Regions from separate parts of the Mus musculus genome. Here region 1 is linked to region 2. A link is a loop called in an ENCODE intact Hi-C map of the cell type or tissue named here. Cell type or tissue: left cerebral cortex. All regions are shown on one strand. Each heading gives the region's core, and the rest is flanking DNA. Links, peaks and the distances in the headings are about the cores only.

Region 1 (8,345 bases), core at 208-8,207, 320 kb before region 2:
AGTGGCAACAACCCATTTATGGATACCATCATTCCTTATGGCTGCCACAACATTGCAAGAGGGGGATTTAAGACCCTCCCATATAAGCTGCTTGATATGCATGTCTCTGGTAGTCCAGTATCTCGACCAGCCTTGTCACAGCCTCAGTCATATAGGACAAGGAGTCCCTGAAGGACTCCCCAGAATGCTGGACAAGGTTGCGAAAGTAAGCAGAGGGATCTCAAGGGGTACAGGCCTTAAGGGTCTTAAAGGCAAGATCAGTCACTTGGTTAATGTAAGCATGCAGTCTGATAGTAGCCTCAGTGACAGGGTTAATTTGTGCCCCATGGCCAGTAAGCATGTCAAGAATAATGTTAAGATTATATTCCAGGTTAATCCTAGCTTGTTTCTCAGCCAAGTCATAATATGCAGAACTCCAGTTAAGGAACAGGGCAAAGTTGAACACTGCCTTAAGGAGATTATACCAATCATAGTAGGTCTGGAAGTGAATGGCCCATTGGTTCAGTACTTGTTCAAAACAGGGGGAATCTGGCCCAGAATCATTGACAGATTTTCTGATTAGTGCCAAGTGTTCCAGAGCAATGGTAATCCAGGGTCTAGTTGCTGCATCAGAGCCAAGATTGACAGAGAAAACCTCATGATACACCTGAGGATGAGGCTAGGGAGAGGCTATAAAGGATGGGCATCGCAGGATCAACCACCAGAAGTCAAAGTCCCCTAGATCATGCCACGGGTACCTCTGAAAGGAGTGGAGCAGGAGTGGAAGGACTTTTGAATGAGGGAACTGGGACAGCAGGGATAGAGGATGGCTTGGATCCTGATGGCAAGAGGGCTGGAGCAGAGGCATCCTCCTCCTTACTGCTGAGATCATCCTGTTCATTACCCTGATCCAGACAGTGCTTGTTATGGGCAGCCACCATTTCCTCCAGGGAAGAATTCTTAAGACTTCTTTTTTTTTTTTTTTTTTTTTTAGGATTTTTTTTAATTAGGTATTTTCCTCGTTTACATTTCCAATGCTATCCTAAAAGTCCCCCATACCCACCGCCCCAATCCCCTACCCACCCACTCTTCCTTTTTGGCCCTGGCATTCCCCTGTACTTGGGCATATAGAGTTTGCAAGTCCAAAAGGCCTCTCTTTCCACTGATGGCTGACTAGGCCATCTTTTGATACATATGCAGCTAAAGACAAGAGCTCCCGGGTACTGGTTAGTTCATATTGTTGTTCCACATATAGGGTTGCAGTTCCCTTTAGCTCCTTGGGTACTTTCTCTAGCTCCTCCACTGGGGGCCGTGTGACCCATCCAATAACTGACTGTGATTATCCACTTCTGTGTTTGCTAGGCCCCGGCATAGTCTCATAAGAGACAGCTATATCTGGGTCCTTACAGCACAATCTTGCTAGTGTATGCAATGGTGTCAGTGTTTGGAAGCTGATTATGGGATGGATCCCTGGATATGGCAATCACTAGATGGTCCATCCTTTCGTCACAGCTCCAAATTTTGTCTCTGTAACTCCTTCCATGGGTATTTTGTTCCCATTTCTAAGAAGGGGCAAAGTGTCCACACTTTGGTCTTCGTTCTTCTTGAGTTTCATGCGTTTAGCAAATTGTATCTTATATCTTGGGTATGCTAAGTTTCTGGGCTAATATCCACTTATCAGTGAGTACATATTGTGCGAGTTCCTTTGTGGTTGGGTTACCTCACTCAGGATGATGCCCTCCTGGTCCATCCATTTGCCTAGGAATTTCATAAATTCATTCTTTTTAATAGCTGAGTAGTACTCCATTGTGTAAATGTACCACATTTTCTGTATCCATTCCTCTGTTGAGGGGCATCTGGGTTCTTTCCAGCTTCTGGCTATTAGAAATAAGGCTTCGTTCTTAAGACTTCTGATGACTACAAGGAAGATATGGACAAAAGAGGAGTAATCCAAGACTATATATCACACTTGGGACTGAGGAAGAGACCAGGCATCCCAAGGTCAGTGTCCCACATATTCTCAGAGATATCCAGGGGTCAAAATAGCCTCCTCCCAAAATTGGTCCAGGTCAGAAGTTTTAACCTTGAAACCACATGTCACCAGAAGGGTTTTCAGTGCCTAATCTGGGGTTCTTTGATGATGGAGGGGAAGGAACCCATAACTACAAGTGCAAAGGAAACAAACATTGAATAGATATGAAAGATGAGGTGTCAAAAGTCCCATACTAAGCAGGGGACTCTTGGGCCCTAGGTTGTATGCCTTCATGGAGTCCTCAGGAGGGACAAGTGTTGGGGAGCAGATCCCCCTGGAAGACCAGCCACACTGTTAGGAACCTGGACTAATCCAAACCAAAAGTAAATGTGAGTAGCTCATAGAGAGGATCTGACAAAGACAAAGAAAACAGAAAAGATGTCTTTGCAACTACACTTGATCTTAGCCAAAAGGCCGAGAAGTGATGATGTCCTTGCAACTTACCCTTGAAGTGGAACCTGAAAGGGAAAGTCACCAGGACCAACAGACAAAAGAAAAAAAAAAAAAAAGAAGAAGAAGAAGAAGAAGAAGAAGAAGGAGGAGGAGGAGGAGGAGGAGGAGGAGGAGGAGGAGGAGGAGGAGGAGACAGAAAAGAGGTCTGCATGTTCACCTTTGCAGAACCCACAACATAAAACACTAAGGGGCCAACTCATTAAACAAATAACCGAAGGGGGCACAACAGCAGTGCCAGGAGGAGAAGAAGAGCAGATCAGGTCGAACTACAGGCACAGTCCTTGTGTCAACAGGCAAAAATGAACCCCCAGAAAAGGTTCACAAGCCACAAAATGAGGATAATATAGTATTTCATAGACCACATTGGGCACCAGATGCTGTTTTGAACTTCTGACCACAGCTTGGAATCAATAGCTCACACTCTGGAGCAGGGTAGAACATTTCTGCAAGCTTATTTGTTAAACCTCAGGGGCACCCTTTATACTGTCCACCTGCATCCCATTGGTCCCAAGTAAGCATGTCTTCCAAGAAGCAGTTCCTGATTGGCTGTGTTACCAATCTTTAAGCTCACAGCCAATCTTCAATTAGCTTTTCATGTGGAAGTTACCTCCACTGCTGTGCTGCCCGATTGTTTTATGTGGAGGCAGCCACTAGCGTTCCTTCTACAGTGTGTCCTGGATTTCCTATTTGTAACTTTTGCCTCTTAAAGAAACAGCTTTGACTCTGAGAATTGTAAAAGTCTGGCTATGAACAGCCTCCCATATTGAAGCTCACCGAGGTAAAACCTCAGCAAGACTCAGCAAATTCATCATCACCCTGAAGCTCCCCCACAGTTACCAACGAGCAGCCATTAGAAATCACACACTTGAGGAAAGCTTCTGTTGATGCCTAAATAAAGGCCTAGTGCAGTGGCTATGCATATGGAATAAAATATGCTGCTGCAGCAAAATCAGAACAAATTAGTCTAAAATACCACTTTAAGATAATTAAAGAGAAACATTTGTGGAAAATTTTAAATCACCATGGCAACTTTTAAAACCATATAAACATTAGAAAGTAAAGTTTACAATATGAATTTAATTTTTAGTTTTGAAAAGAGATGGAGAATTGTATAAAAGAGATAAAATTAAGTTAGTGCACCGTTTCACCAATAGTCAGAAATAGCACTTTCAAAATAAAACAACAGAGGAAGCTGGAACAAAGACGCAATCACTGGAACCATCAGTGGATCTTATTCCAACAAATAAGAACACAGGCTTCCACAGGGAAAGAACAAAAATGCCCAGTGTGATGGATGAGAACAAGCACACTAAGTCAAGTTCTCCTGAATTTTCAGAACAAATAGGAGCTCTCGGATTTCCCAGAAAGGAAAATTGCCTTTCACAAGACCCTGGTGAAGCTCCATACTTAATACAGTGACACCACGTGTTTATACAAAAGTACTCCATATTTAGAATGCTCTATGCAACCATGCTTGTATATACACTTGTTCTTTGCTCCATATAGTAGTAAGAATCCACCTTCATTTCTTTTAAGCCACATTAGAGCTAGCCAAATAATTATAGAAATAGGTTCGGCTTTCAGGGCTGACTTTTGTAGAGTTTTGATACCAAAACACACTAAAAAGGGACCGTTATTTCTTTTACAGATACCACCAAACCTAAAATCTACTGTGGTCAAAGGGTGTTTAGCCATTATGGAATATACAAAGTTAGTATCTTCCTTGTTTATGTATTTGAAATCGTGTAGTATATTTCATGGCTACATACAAAAGTACATTTAAAATTCTGGTTTGAAATTTATCAAACTAAGAAATAGTAAACCATGCACAGGAAATGAAATAGGCACTATGGGGTAAAGGTGAGTGTTCTTGAGGTGATGATAATGAAAGAAGCAGTGGTGTCCCAGAGAAGAGAGAAAGTCAAAGTTGGAGAAAGAAGAACTCGATATTTGATGTGCCTGTAATATTGACTTTAATAGGAAGACATTTTGAGTATAAATCAATTTCCAAAACATAAAAATCTATAGAATCAGAGAAATGGCTTCCAGTAAAACCAATGCCTGCTTTTGCAGAGGATCAGATTTCCAATGTTAGCTTCCTAGTGGAACTCAACAGTTCACACCCATGAATGTTCTCTGGCTTCTGGCAGCACACACTGTGTGTGCCATGAATGCACACAGACACACATATACCTGAATAAAAGTAAAATAATACCTTTAGGAAAAAAAAAGAGAAAATGAAGCAAATGAACAACATTACAGTTCCTAGAGTGAGGATAGAAGTGAGAACGACAGTTAAGTTATCCAAGAGCATCTCTCATACACAACAGACATCATCAGGAAGAAAGAAAGATGTCCCAGCCTAGAATACTCAAAGCCAAAACAGGCATGACCTGAAGGCAGATGTAACAATATACCTTCTTGGTAAATGTAATGGACTTCTTGAAAGGGAAATGGAGACAAGGAGTTACAGGGGAATTCTGATTTCTGCATCCAGCTTTATAGAATTCTATGTCAATTTAAATTATACACAGGCACATGTTTTATAAAAATAAAAAGGGATAGGTTTGAGGAAGTAATTACAACTCTTCACATTATTCATTTCATAAAATGAATCTATTCTATAAAGTCATCTAAACATTTTACAGACTAATGTCACAATTAATCTCCCATGGTAGCTTAAAAAATGTTCATATGATATTGGATTTGAGAATTCATTAATCATTCACTAGATGGGGCTAACACACTGCAGAGAGTGTATATCTAAAATAATTTATTTTCGTGAGCAATGCCACTTGTAAAAGGAAACACTTAGTTTTTATCACATAGAAATTTTCAAATAGGTAACATATTACTTAAACTGTTTTATAATATATACAGAAATTGTTCATGATAATCTAGAAAGGCAAAATACTTTATAATCTTCATTTTATAATATTTTCACTAAGTATTAAGTTGAATTCCCTATTGTATTAATAGGAAAAAAACCCTCTGGTGAAGTATAAAGGTACTTCCTAGAATAGGATATGTATGCAAACCGTACTGAAGACTCAAATGTCTCAAAAGGAAATCCATATGTACGCAATCTGTTGATATACAAACAAGCACATTAAATACTGTAGAGATATACAGATAAATCTAATTTATACCTTAATAAGACTGAACAAAATGAAGGTAAGTATTCAAGAAACATAATAGCATACAAAGGAGTAGTGAGAGGTTGCCCATAAGTTCGGTATCATAGTAGACTCCTTGCTTACAAAGCACCCATAAAGAAGTGCACTTTAGTTGCTATGAAGATTTAGTGAACTAATAGAAGAATATTCATGAGAGAATACATTGATTACAGAATTTTTAAATGGCTGTGTGTGCATGTATGTTTTCATGTGGATGTATGTTCATGCACACTTTTTATGAGCATGTGTCTCTGGCTTAGTTACTTTTCTTTTTTCTAAAAAATAGAACCATACCATCACTTGAAAAAAGAAACAAGCATTGAATTGAGGGTTTCTTCCTAGTTTCAGAGGCAGAGTCATTGACAATCATTTGCAGGCAGAATGGTAGCAAGTAGGTATGGTACTGGGGTACTATTTTATCTTATTCCCCAGGTGAAAACAGAGAAGGGATGAGGATACAGTGGCCTGGATTGGACATTTGAAACCTCAACGTCCAAACCCAGTGACACAACTCCTCCAAAAAGAGCACAAACCTAATCTTTCCCAAACAATTCCACTAACAAGGGACAAAGCTTTTAAATATATGAACCTGCAGGGGCCATTCTCATTCCAAACACCATAATCTGTCAGAGGACATCTTGCAGAGGTTGGCTTTTCCATCCTGCTATATAGACAGTACATGCTTTTACCTCTGTTATGTAGGTTCTGGAACAGTGCATGCCTTTTCCTCCTGACCCATTCTACCAGTACTGGAAAACAAGACATTTGTAATTGTTGTTGCGATGATATAATTTTACTTTGAGTGTTGTCAATCTCCATGTTTTGAAGAAACGATAAGATCAAAATTTGCACTTACATAACCTAAAAGAGATTTCTGAATCTTTCCAACACAGAAGGAATGGATGATGGTAATGATGAAGAGAAAATCAACAATAAATTTATAAAGATTAAAGGGGAATGTTGAATAAGCAGTGTTGAGTGTGACAATGTTGCTCTCCTGTGCTCAGAAATCCGGGAGATGGCGAGGCTAATTTTTAACTATTTATGTTCCAGAAATTTCTTGACAGTTAATGATTTCAATTTATCAGGCTATAGTCTACATAAAATGAAATAAAGACATTCAAAATGTTCAATCTGATGTGTTTTGAATTCTATTTCCATTTTGTCAAATTATAAAATGAACATTTGTCAAAAATTTTGCTTAATTCACAAAGTAATATGTGAGATAATCATAACCTGGAAAAATGTTATACTTAAAAACTACACACATGCACAGTCACATACATACTCATACACAAACACTATAATACACAGACACAAACACACTCACACACAAATACCACACATACATAGACACAAACAAATGCCACAATACACACACACAAACACACATACACACATACACACACACCATGCACACACATACCATACATACACACAAACACCACACAGACACATACACTCACACATACCCCACATATACATAGACACACAAAACACAGACACAAGACACACACACACAAAAAAATTTGCTACTAAGTGCAAAACTGGTAAATATTTACAGAAACACATTCAATGACTTTCCACTTGACAAACATACAGTTCCATAAATTAGATTTGTTTTACTGTTAGTTTAATAGCAATTTGCAGAGTTGAAATAAAGTTCAAAGAAAATGGGAAAACACAAGCCCCATATAATCGAATAACTCAGTATGACATCCTGTAAACAGTGCAGTTTTTCATGAAACACACTTAACGATCTTTGGACCACTTTAAAATATTTCAGTTCTCATTGTCACCAACAATAGACATTTAGAAGATTTCTATTCTCTAAAACATTTTGCATCCTTCTTATATGTGATTCATGAAAAATGGAAACAAATAAGTCACAGCTCAGTTTATGATCATTAGTATTTCCAAATGATGATGCATGGAGGGAAACCCCAATTGGAACTTGGCTTGTGTTAAGTGCAACAGAACTTGGCACAAAGGAAGTGAAGTAGACCAGATCTAAATAGATAGAATAAAGTAAATAAAGGAAAAATCCACCATAAAAACTGAACATCAGTTCACTAATGTGAGATCAGTTTGCTCTTCAAAAATCAGTGTGAACTGTCACATAAATTTGTGGGGCATTGGGCTATGCACAGACAGGCTGATCTCCAGTCAAGCTGAGGTCTGAACCCCGGAGTGGTGATAATTCACCTACATAGTGTAGGCATTCCCTCATGTCTCCTGAAACTCTGGCTCCTGTCGAAGTTACTGCCTGCACAGCCCCCACAGGAGAAGTGTGGCTAGTAGTCACATAGACAATGTCCCAAGCTTCTGACCTTCAGACTATACTCCTCCCTAGTTACCTAGCAAGAGTAAAGATAACAGCCCACAATAAGAGGGGCTGCTTAGTCCCACCTCACTCTCTTACTCCCCTTACTCTCCTCTAACCTCGCTCTCTTGTTCTCCTCTCACTCTCTTCTCTCCCTCTCTTGTTTCCCCCTTCTCTCCTCTTGGCCATGGCCAGTCTCTCTCTCTCTCTCTCTCTCTCTCTCTCTCTCTCTCTCTCTCTCTCTCTCTCTCCCTCCCTCTCTCCCTCCCTCCCTCCTTTACCTTTTCTTTTTCTCTCTGCCTTTCTACAATAAAGCTCTAAAACCATAGACTGTCTCTGTTTATCAAGGTCAGCTGCGCTTGGACGATGGGATAGGCTTTCC
Region 2 (8,345 bases), core at 127-8,126:
TTCTTCTTTATCCACATCACATAAAAATCACAGCCTGTCCCATCACTGCCTCCTCTCTCATTATGTCCTTCCATAGCAAATTACTGTCTGGCCACCTCCATTTGCACATCTGCAATCTTAGTCTGTCCATGAAAACCACCCTAAGGAATGGCAGCTCCTGAGACTCTTTCATTTCTGAAATCCTCCAAATTGACTATGCACCACCTCACTTACATTTGGTAGTGATGCTCACTTTCTGTTAAGTTTAAGCAACAGTGTTTTTAGCTGCTATATTTTTACTTTCCTTTTTGTTGTTTTGTTTCCTTGACAATAAATCTATATACTCCCTGTAGCAAGAATTGCTTTTTACTGGTTTTTTTGGTTGGTTGGTTTTTAAGCAGGGTCTCACTTTCTAGTAATGGTTAGCCTAAAATTGTCTCTGTTGACCAGGCTAGTCTTGAAGTCACAGAGAACTAGCAGCTTCTGCCTAGGATTAAAGATATACCAAACACATTTGGCCCAAAACAATAGTTCTTTTGTATAGTCTTTCATAATTCCAAATACAAATGTCTTTTGATTTCAATAAATAGCATAAGGGGTGAACAATAGTAGTAATTACCACTAGATGTATGATTAGTAAGTCCCAGGTCAAGGAGCCTGTGGATAGCATAATATCATCACCATGTGCAGATGAGATGCAGGTAGCCCACACATGTCCTGAAGCCTGTCTGGGATGGAGAATAAGAATCAAAGCCTTTTAAAGTTCACAGTTCACAATCTATTCCTCTATCACTGTCCCAAATTAATTATTTCCATTTGTTAAGCCTCTACTATGGGCCTGGGTATGCCTGGCACTTCACAGGATAGTTCACACTCAGCAAAACACAGTTGGCAAATAGTATCAGTTTTGCTTTATGAATGAGAAAACCATAGCTCAGGGGGCGGGGTGGTCTACCACCTGACTAAGGAAGGACTCTCCAGGAACGGAAGCCATGGATGCTCAACTCGGCTGCACAATTGCACTCACTGTGTATGTGCTGCCTGGCAGCTGAAAGATCTGTTTAAATACATGCTATGTATGCACTGAGGTCACTGAACTTTGTCAGAGTTCACAGAGTCCTTATTCTGTGAGGTTATAGTCACAAAAGCTGCTTCACCTGGAAGCAGCACCTCCCTTTTGCCTTCTTTCATGGACTGGTGTTAAACTTCAATATCAAGAGAAAAGAATTGATAGGTGACAACAAGGAAAGGGGTTTCCCCAATCCCTTTGGTTTTGGCAGGGTTTAGGTTATCTTAGCATGTCTTTTCTTCTCTCATTTGCCTATATTTCTGTGAAAGAAACCAAGATTATGAAAAAGATGGAGAAAGCTAAAGAGGTGACCATTCCTCTATGCCTTAATTACCTATAGATTTAAAAAAAATGGCAGCTGGACAGTAAAGCTCCCAGTGTGTCCCTGAGTAGTGTGACTAACCTTACAGAAGCTTTCTAAAGACTGATTTTTAAAAAAATCATTAGGCATTCACTTTTAAATGTCATAATAAACAATAATAATGTTTACATATGTATACATGTATGTTTAATCCTTGACACTGTCATGCATATACATGTATGAATATGATAAAATCCACTTCTCACTCTCACTCCAAATCCCACCAGTACTCCACAACATATTTCCCTCCCAGCTTCAAGTCCCCTTTTTATAATTTTTATTATTTATTTATGTTTTCTTGCTGTGTCCAGTCGTTGCTGCCCATATGTGCAAGGGCTTGGGATCCTCTATTGGGGCCACACTCCAAAAGAAAAGTAACCATCTTTACAGATGAGCACTCTCAGCCAATTATTTTCAGCACGTTGAATGATGATACATCTCTGCATTAACCACACCCACTGCCATAAGAGGTTTCTCTGATCAAGGATGATCAATCATAAATCAATGGGTATAAACATATATATTTATAAGGCAATATGATTATAAGACCACTTAGAAAAAACACCAATAGTTGCTCCCCTAGAGCCTTTAAATCCCCTAGCCATGGATTTGACAATCTTTAAAGTATATGAATTTCTGTCTATGGAACAGGTCTCAAATTAATTCAAATAAGTAGTTGGTTACTCCTATATGCAGTCTTGCCACTATTGCAGTGGATACATAATGACTGGCAGGTTAGTATTATAACATACAGGGTGCATACCTGGGTGGGACCATTTATGTCTTTTATCCTTTAGCAGCCAGCACAGCAGCCTCCAACCTTTGAATGTTAACAGTAAGGAGAGTTTTCCTGTCAGTTCAAGACTGGTTTCTTTGTGTGCCATAACAAAAGCATATGGTGTCTTCAGAAATAGGTGTTATCATCTAGTTATGGTGCACAATAACTAGAGCAATGGTAATACATAGCCTGACATGATCTGGGTGACTCTTGTGCATTTCTAACTCATAGGGAGTTAACATTTACCGAACACTGAGATTTTCATATAATGGACCATGTCTTCTGAAACCAGATTTCTTATTTGTTCATATATATATATATATATATATATGAACAAATATATATATGTGTGTGTGTGTGTGTGTGTGTATATATTTCAAACACCATATGTGTGTATATATATACACACATATACATATATATATAGAGAGAGAATTATATAGTGTATATATATATATAATATGCATAATATGCATATATATCTATTTCTTTAAATTGGCTTTCATCTAGTAAGTTTTCATAAGGCCTCTCCATAAAGTCTTTTGTTTTTGTTTTCTTTTTTTTTGGGGGGGGGGTGGGGTCGAGACAAGGTTTCTCTGTATAGCCCTGGCTGTCCTGGAACTTATGCTTTTGTGTGCCTGGGGCATCCAGGAACAAAATTCAAATTCTACACTTAATAATCCAAGAGTCCAGTCTTCAGAAGGAGAAGTCTTTGAAAATAGATAAAATAAACTAATAATAAACGAGGAGGATTTGCTGAGGAGAATGATGACTCCAGGGAGAATCGAGAGCCCGAGCCAAGCTCCCCAGCACAGTCCTGAATTGCATGGCTGTCAGTCAAGCCCTTGATTCCCCTGTGCAGTAGATCAGCAAAGCCAGCATCTCCATCTCCAGCATCTGTACTTACACCCTGCTGGGCTTTGCTTGTGCGGTTGCTTTGTTTGCTGTGTCTTTGGGTGGGTGAGTTTGCTCTGCTTTGCTTTATTTCAAAGAAAAACTTCAGTTCTGAACTTTGATCCTTATGCAGCCAATGCTTTGATAATATCAGAGGCCAAATATATCTTATCAGTGTAGACAAAGCCCTAAGGTTTCTAGCATGTTCTTCTGTCTGCTCCTTCCCACCACCACTCCGCCCAGCCTGCATGTTAAAGACCTGAACTGGAAGCCTAAGTCTTTCTGAGCTCTGCTGTCTTCTGAAGCTTGATCCCCACCTCCGGCACCAAGGAGTTTTGAAAAACGTCTTTAATTCAAGAAAATACTTTGTGCAATTTTAGTATCTGCATTATGACTTCTTGTGACCGATTTTCACAGAACCAAGTAGGGCTTCTCAAAATTACATCTGTAAACACAGGGACAGTGGGGGGTATGGAGGGGAAGGCTGAGGAAATGAGCCTATAATAAGTGGAGAAGGGAGGGGCAAGGAGGGAAGGAATAAAACCCGGGGTTTTCTGGGTGTTTTTGTTTCCTGCAGCTGGATGACGGTATATTTTTGTTGTTTACTTCTGCCATCTAGTGGTTACTATAGAGTAATGCCTAAATCAGAGTGGTCTAAATCGAACACCTTTTTCATTATTTTTATTTAAAAATTTTCAGACACGTACACATGTATTTTATCATGTTCAGCCCTCTCTTCCCTCTCTGATATTTCTTGGATCCTCCATTCATGCCATTCTTAACTAAAACCGCTTCTAATTCTATTTATGTATCGTTTTTAAAACTGATTAAATCCAACTGGTATTATCCAGTATTTATCTTTGCAACAAGTCCTGCGCCATTCTGTCTGTGACTGATCCATGTTTGTCATTGTCAACAGGAAGCCATATCTTGAAAACAAAGACGAATTTGGAGAAGTCATAGATTTCTCTCAGCCAGCATCATTCACTGGGTAAAGTATCTCTTATTTAAAATTCTACTGGGTCAACCAATTGTTTTTTCTAAATATTGAATATGCATTTTAACTGCTAATTGTATCCTCAAAGCAAAACAATTGAACAAAGCAATAAAATAGAACTATAGTTTCTGAGTATTTTAACTAAAAATCAAAAATACATGCACTGCCCTTTTTTAAAAGTTATATTATAACCTCACACATATTACATATAGTCATTTGTACCAATTTTTTAAGTTTCATTTTAAATAACTTATTTTAAAATTGAGAACAAATAAAATGGGAAATATTTTTAGAGAAGGTTACATTTGAGACATGGTTGACTAGGCAGTAAAGGACAATAGTACACAGGTAGAAGAATTTGTTGACTCAAAGATCTCCAGGCAGACCCAAAAAGTCCTGCTATGTAGCTCAGTCTTGCTATGAACTTGCAGTTTTCCTGCCTATAGTCCTCTGTGTTTGGGATTGCAGGCATGCACTGCAATGCCTATGTAATTTTGAAACCTTTCCATGGAGGTGAGGAGTGCAGTTTTGCAAGGAGGTATGTTACAGGGGCCATGTTATAGGGTGCCATGTTACAAGATGCTATGTTACAGGGTGAAGTGCTGTAGTCTGTTGTGTTTCAGGGTACAGAGGTGCAAGGAGATGTGCTGCAGTGTGATGTGTTGCAGGATGCTGTGTCACTGAGTGCTGCCTTTTAGAGTCCTGTCTGAAAGCATGCAGTGTGCAAGGTGTAGTGTGTTACAGGGTGTAGTGTTGTAGGGTGCTTTCTTGCAAAGGGTCATGTCATATGGTGCAATATTGTAGGTTACAGTGTTGCAAAATGCTGTCTTACAGAGTGCTGTCTTGCAGCATGCAATGTGCAGGGTACAGGGTTGCAGCATGTGGTGTTACAGCATGCAGTGTTACAGCAAGCAGTGTTGCAGTGTGCAGTTTTGCTGGGTGCCATGCAGCAGGGTGCAGTTTTACAGAGTGCTGCCTTGAAGGGTGCTGTGTTGCAGGGTGCATTGTTGGCAGGGTGCTGTGTTGCTGTTTCCTACTTACTGTGAATACCACAGTGCACTGCAGAAGTTGGTAAAGGATCAGGAACAAATCTAACTGTGGATAAGAATTGCACACCTACCTGCAGTGAGAGGTCTGCACTTTAAAATCAGAAATAATGCTTCTTTGTGTTAAAGGAGAAAAGAAAATACAAGGAAAGCTCTGTGTAAGAAGTAATAAGCTACACACATGGCTGGCTTTCTGGAAGAGAAATTTGCAATAGTAATAAAATAGACCCAGGTTTAGACATATGGATGACAAGCCCAAAGTTGAGAAGTGGCAAGCAAAAGCAGAAAAGTTCGGATATGTTTTGAAAAATAGAAAAGTAAGCAGACAAGCGTTGAGCTGGATCTTCAAAAATCCCAAGGAAACCTTTTTAATGTAACTCACACATATAGATATATCTGTATTTTCTAGTATAAAAGAAACAGTTATTGACTTCCTGGAGTCCCCAGATAGGTAAGATGGGAAAAGTAGGCTTGTGTAACAAGGTCCTCTGTTCATATTTTCACCACCAACCAGATTTCTCCAAGGACTGCTTCCCAGTTCTATGCTGGGCATCATGTCATTTGTCCTTTTCTGCCTTTCTTCCGTCTTGTTCCAACTCTCTGAGCTACCTGTGTTCAACCACTACTGCTCCCTCTATACTATTTGTTTTTCCCAAGGACCTTGCAGCCAGCAACTTTTCTACCTGCATACTATTACCCTTTGTTTCATCTCTTTTCAGTTAGCAGTATGAGAGTTACACTAGTCCAAGTTTAATGTGAACCTGAAATGAGAACATTATTCAAGCTCTGTGTTTTTAAACTTGTAGCAATGGAGAGAAGAAAATTTCTACTTATTGCCAGGAATTCCTCACTTAAGTTTCAATGAACCACAAGCACTTAAAACCTATGAACCTTCAGCTGATTGTCCTTTGGTCCAACAGGACCTGGCATATGTTGTTATGCTAGTCACCCTGTAACTGGATGACTTTTCCATGTCCTGGATCCCTGACTGCAGTACGACTGCAGGCAAATTTCGTTTTAAATGTCTTTACTAGTTTTGTTTTATTGGGCTCATCAATGACCATCATCCCTTGAACAGTAGTTATGGTCTTCTGCCATTTCCAAATCTAATGTCATACTTCTCACCCAACATTCTACTTTTGTTCCATCAAATATTTTTATAAAGATGATTATACAATTATTTTTGCATGTCTGTTTGTTTATTATCCATGTTCTTTTCCTAGAAGAAAACTAAGGCATAACATTATGTTCTCTGAAAGCATGTTTATTGCCAAAATTAATCAGAGCCACCCACCACCATCCCCAACAGGAAGCACATGAATAATTATCTGAAGGAAGTTTAATAAGGAATTATTGGTAGAATGACTATCACTTAGTCTCTGCCTAGTGAGGGATAGTACCAGGAAGTACTCTTTTCAATCTCAAACCTGAAGGTTGGGAAGAAAACACAACTAGAAACACGGGACCAGGGGACCTAAGTGAACAGGCCCCAGGTAACAAGAGCAGGGACCTGCAGTAGAGGTGTGCTAGCCTTTGGACACTTTGTGTGAAAATCATTGCTTCCACTTCTCTCTCTCTTCCATAAACAAAATTCCCTAACTGAGGCTGCCTGAGGCCAAACCCCCAAAGAAAGCAAACAGCTCCTCTAGATCAGCCTCCTGGCCACAGAGCATGGTGACAAGTAGATCTGCAAGAATGATGGGAACACATCCAGAAGGTGATCATACCCAGTACTGTGAGAGGGTCTGACCTGGAACAGATCCTAGCAATGCATGTGTCGTCTACAAATAGTATCTTGCCTGGGAATGCAAACATGAACAAATCGCCTGTTTAAAAGCTGGAGGCTAGACTCAGCCTCTGTTAAGAGCACTTATTGCTCTTATAGAGGACCCAGATTTTTCAGTACCACGCATGGTGGCTTACAAGCATCTGTAACTCCAGTTCCAGGTGATCTGGCACCCTCTTCTGGCCTTTTCTTTACACTGCATGCATGTATATACAGGTAAAACCAATTTGATTTCCCTGTAGACCAATTTTTACCCAGCAAGAGACTAAAGATAACTGCTCCCAGAATGGCACAAATGAGCAAGACTCACGGCTGTGAAGGACAAGTGTCTGGTTGTGCAGTGTATTAAAAACACAATTATAACCTTTCAGAGAGCTAAGACTAGGACTGAAATTGGAAGGGAGGGATTGTACACTAGAGGGCAGTATCGGCCGTTCATCTTTGTTTGAAAGCCTTTGTAGAAACGTTTGAGGAGCATCCTATACCCTGTCATTCAAGTCTCAGCATCTCACAGCACATAGCAAGGAATTCCTCACTTCCTCAGGCAAGTTCATTTGAGCCAAAACACGTGTTTTATTCAAGGTCATAAAGCTTTCAGGACTGGACACATATTCAGTTATGGAGAAATGAAAAAGAAGCCTGCAAGGAAAGGGGAATCCATTAAAAATGCATGCACTGAGCAGTGAGGATTGGGGCTAAGTTGATCATGATGCTTTGGAAGTGGCTATTCTGCTATGACAGCCTTCGACTTTCATGGAAGTCTTTGAACTATCTGAATTAGTGAGGTAAATAAAAATGAAATAAACACAGACGCCATGAAAAAGGGAATGTCAAAATCTATGTAATCCGTCTGAATAATTCAAAACCCAAGAAGATGACACCTAAATAATAATAAAAATGCCTTCAAAATGATCGCTTTCCTTCCTTCACCTAAATCATGACCTTGGAATTCAAAGTAAGATACAAAAATATGCATTTCCATGTGACAACAATCCTTATGAAATACTGAGAAGTAGGCTTTTATGACTCAAATATTAAATCTGTTCAGATAGTAGAGGTCTGAACTCTCAGGGGCAAACCATGAAACAAGAAAGTGATCTTTAACTCTTTGTATTCAATCATTCACACTAACCTGCAAACAATTTAATCTGTCTCCATAACATGGATCCTAACATTAGAATGCCACAGTGACGTTTGTTGTAGAACATAAGATATTCTTTGTTCCACCCTTTTTACTTCTCCACAGTTGTATCATTAGTGACGTTTGTTGTAGAACATAAGATATTCTTTGTTCCACCCTTCCTACTTCTCCACAGATGTATTAGACCCTGGACACAGGCTGCTCTGGAAAATCTCAATGAGACATGGAACAAAGATGCAACTGCAGGGCTGAGATGACTTAGCCTGTAAAGGGACCAAGCCTGATGGCATAAGT

The links. A loop is a pair of places that touch in the nucleus more often than their neighbours do. Peaks named below come from ENCODE experiments on the same cell type or tissue, not always from the same donor. Only the 100,000 strongest peaks of a DNase experiment are listed, where the experiment ranks them.
Region 1: it touches region 2 in a loop (8-fold over the local background); 12 of 42 quality-filtered maps call a loop at or near these places.

The regions. Positions count from the first base shown.
Region 1 is chr15:45,152,326-45,160,670 of GRCm38, reverse strand. It overlaps LOC115488575 (a small nuclear RNA gene), which reads right to left and starts at 2,437; the gene lies at 2,242-2,437. In left cerebral cortex, for the core only: a CTCF peak has its summit at 5,197; DNase peaks (open chromatin) are centred at 3,261 and 5,201.
Region 2 is chr15:44,831,745-44,840,089 of GRCm38, reverse strand. It overlaps Gm33852 (a long non-coding RNA gene), which reads left to right and starts at 2,956. Exons shown (of 3, transcript XR_875330.2): 1 at 2,956-3,147; 2 at 4,001-4,072. In left cerebral cortex, for the core only: CTCF peaks have their summits at 3,705 (motif pointing left) and 7,114 (motif pointing left); DNase peaks (open chromatin) are centred at 3,545, 7,119 and 7,295; H3K4me3 peaks cover 576 bases; H3K27ac peaks cover 792 bases.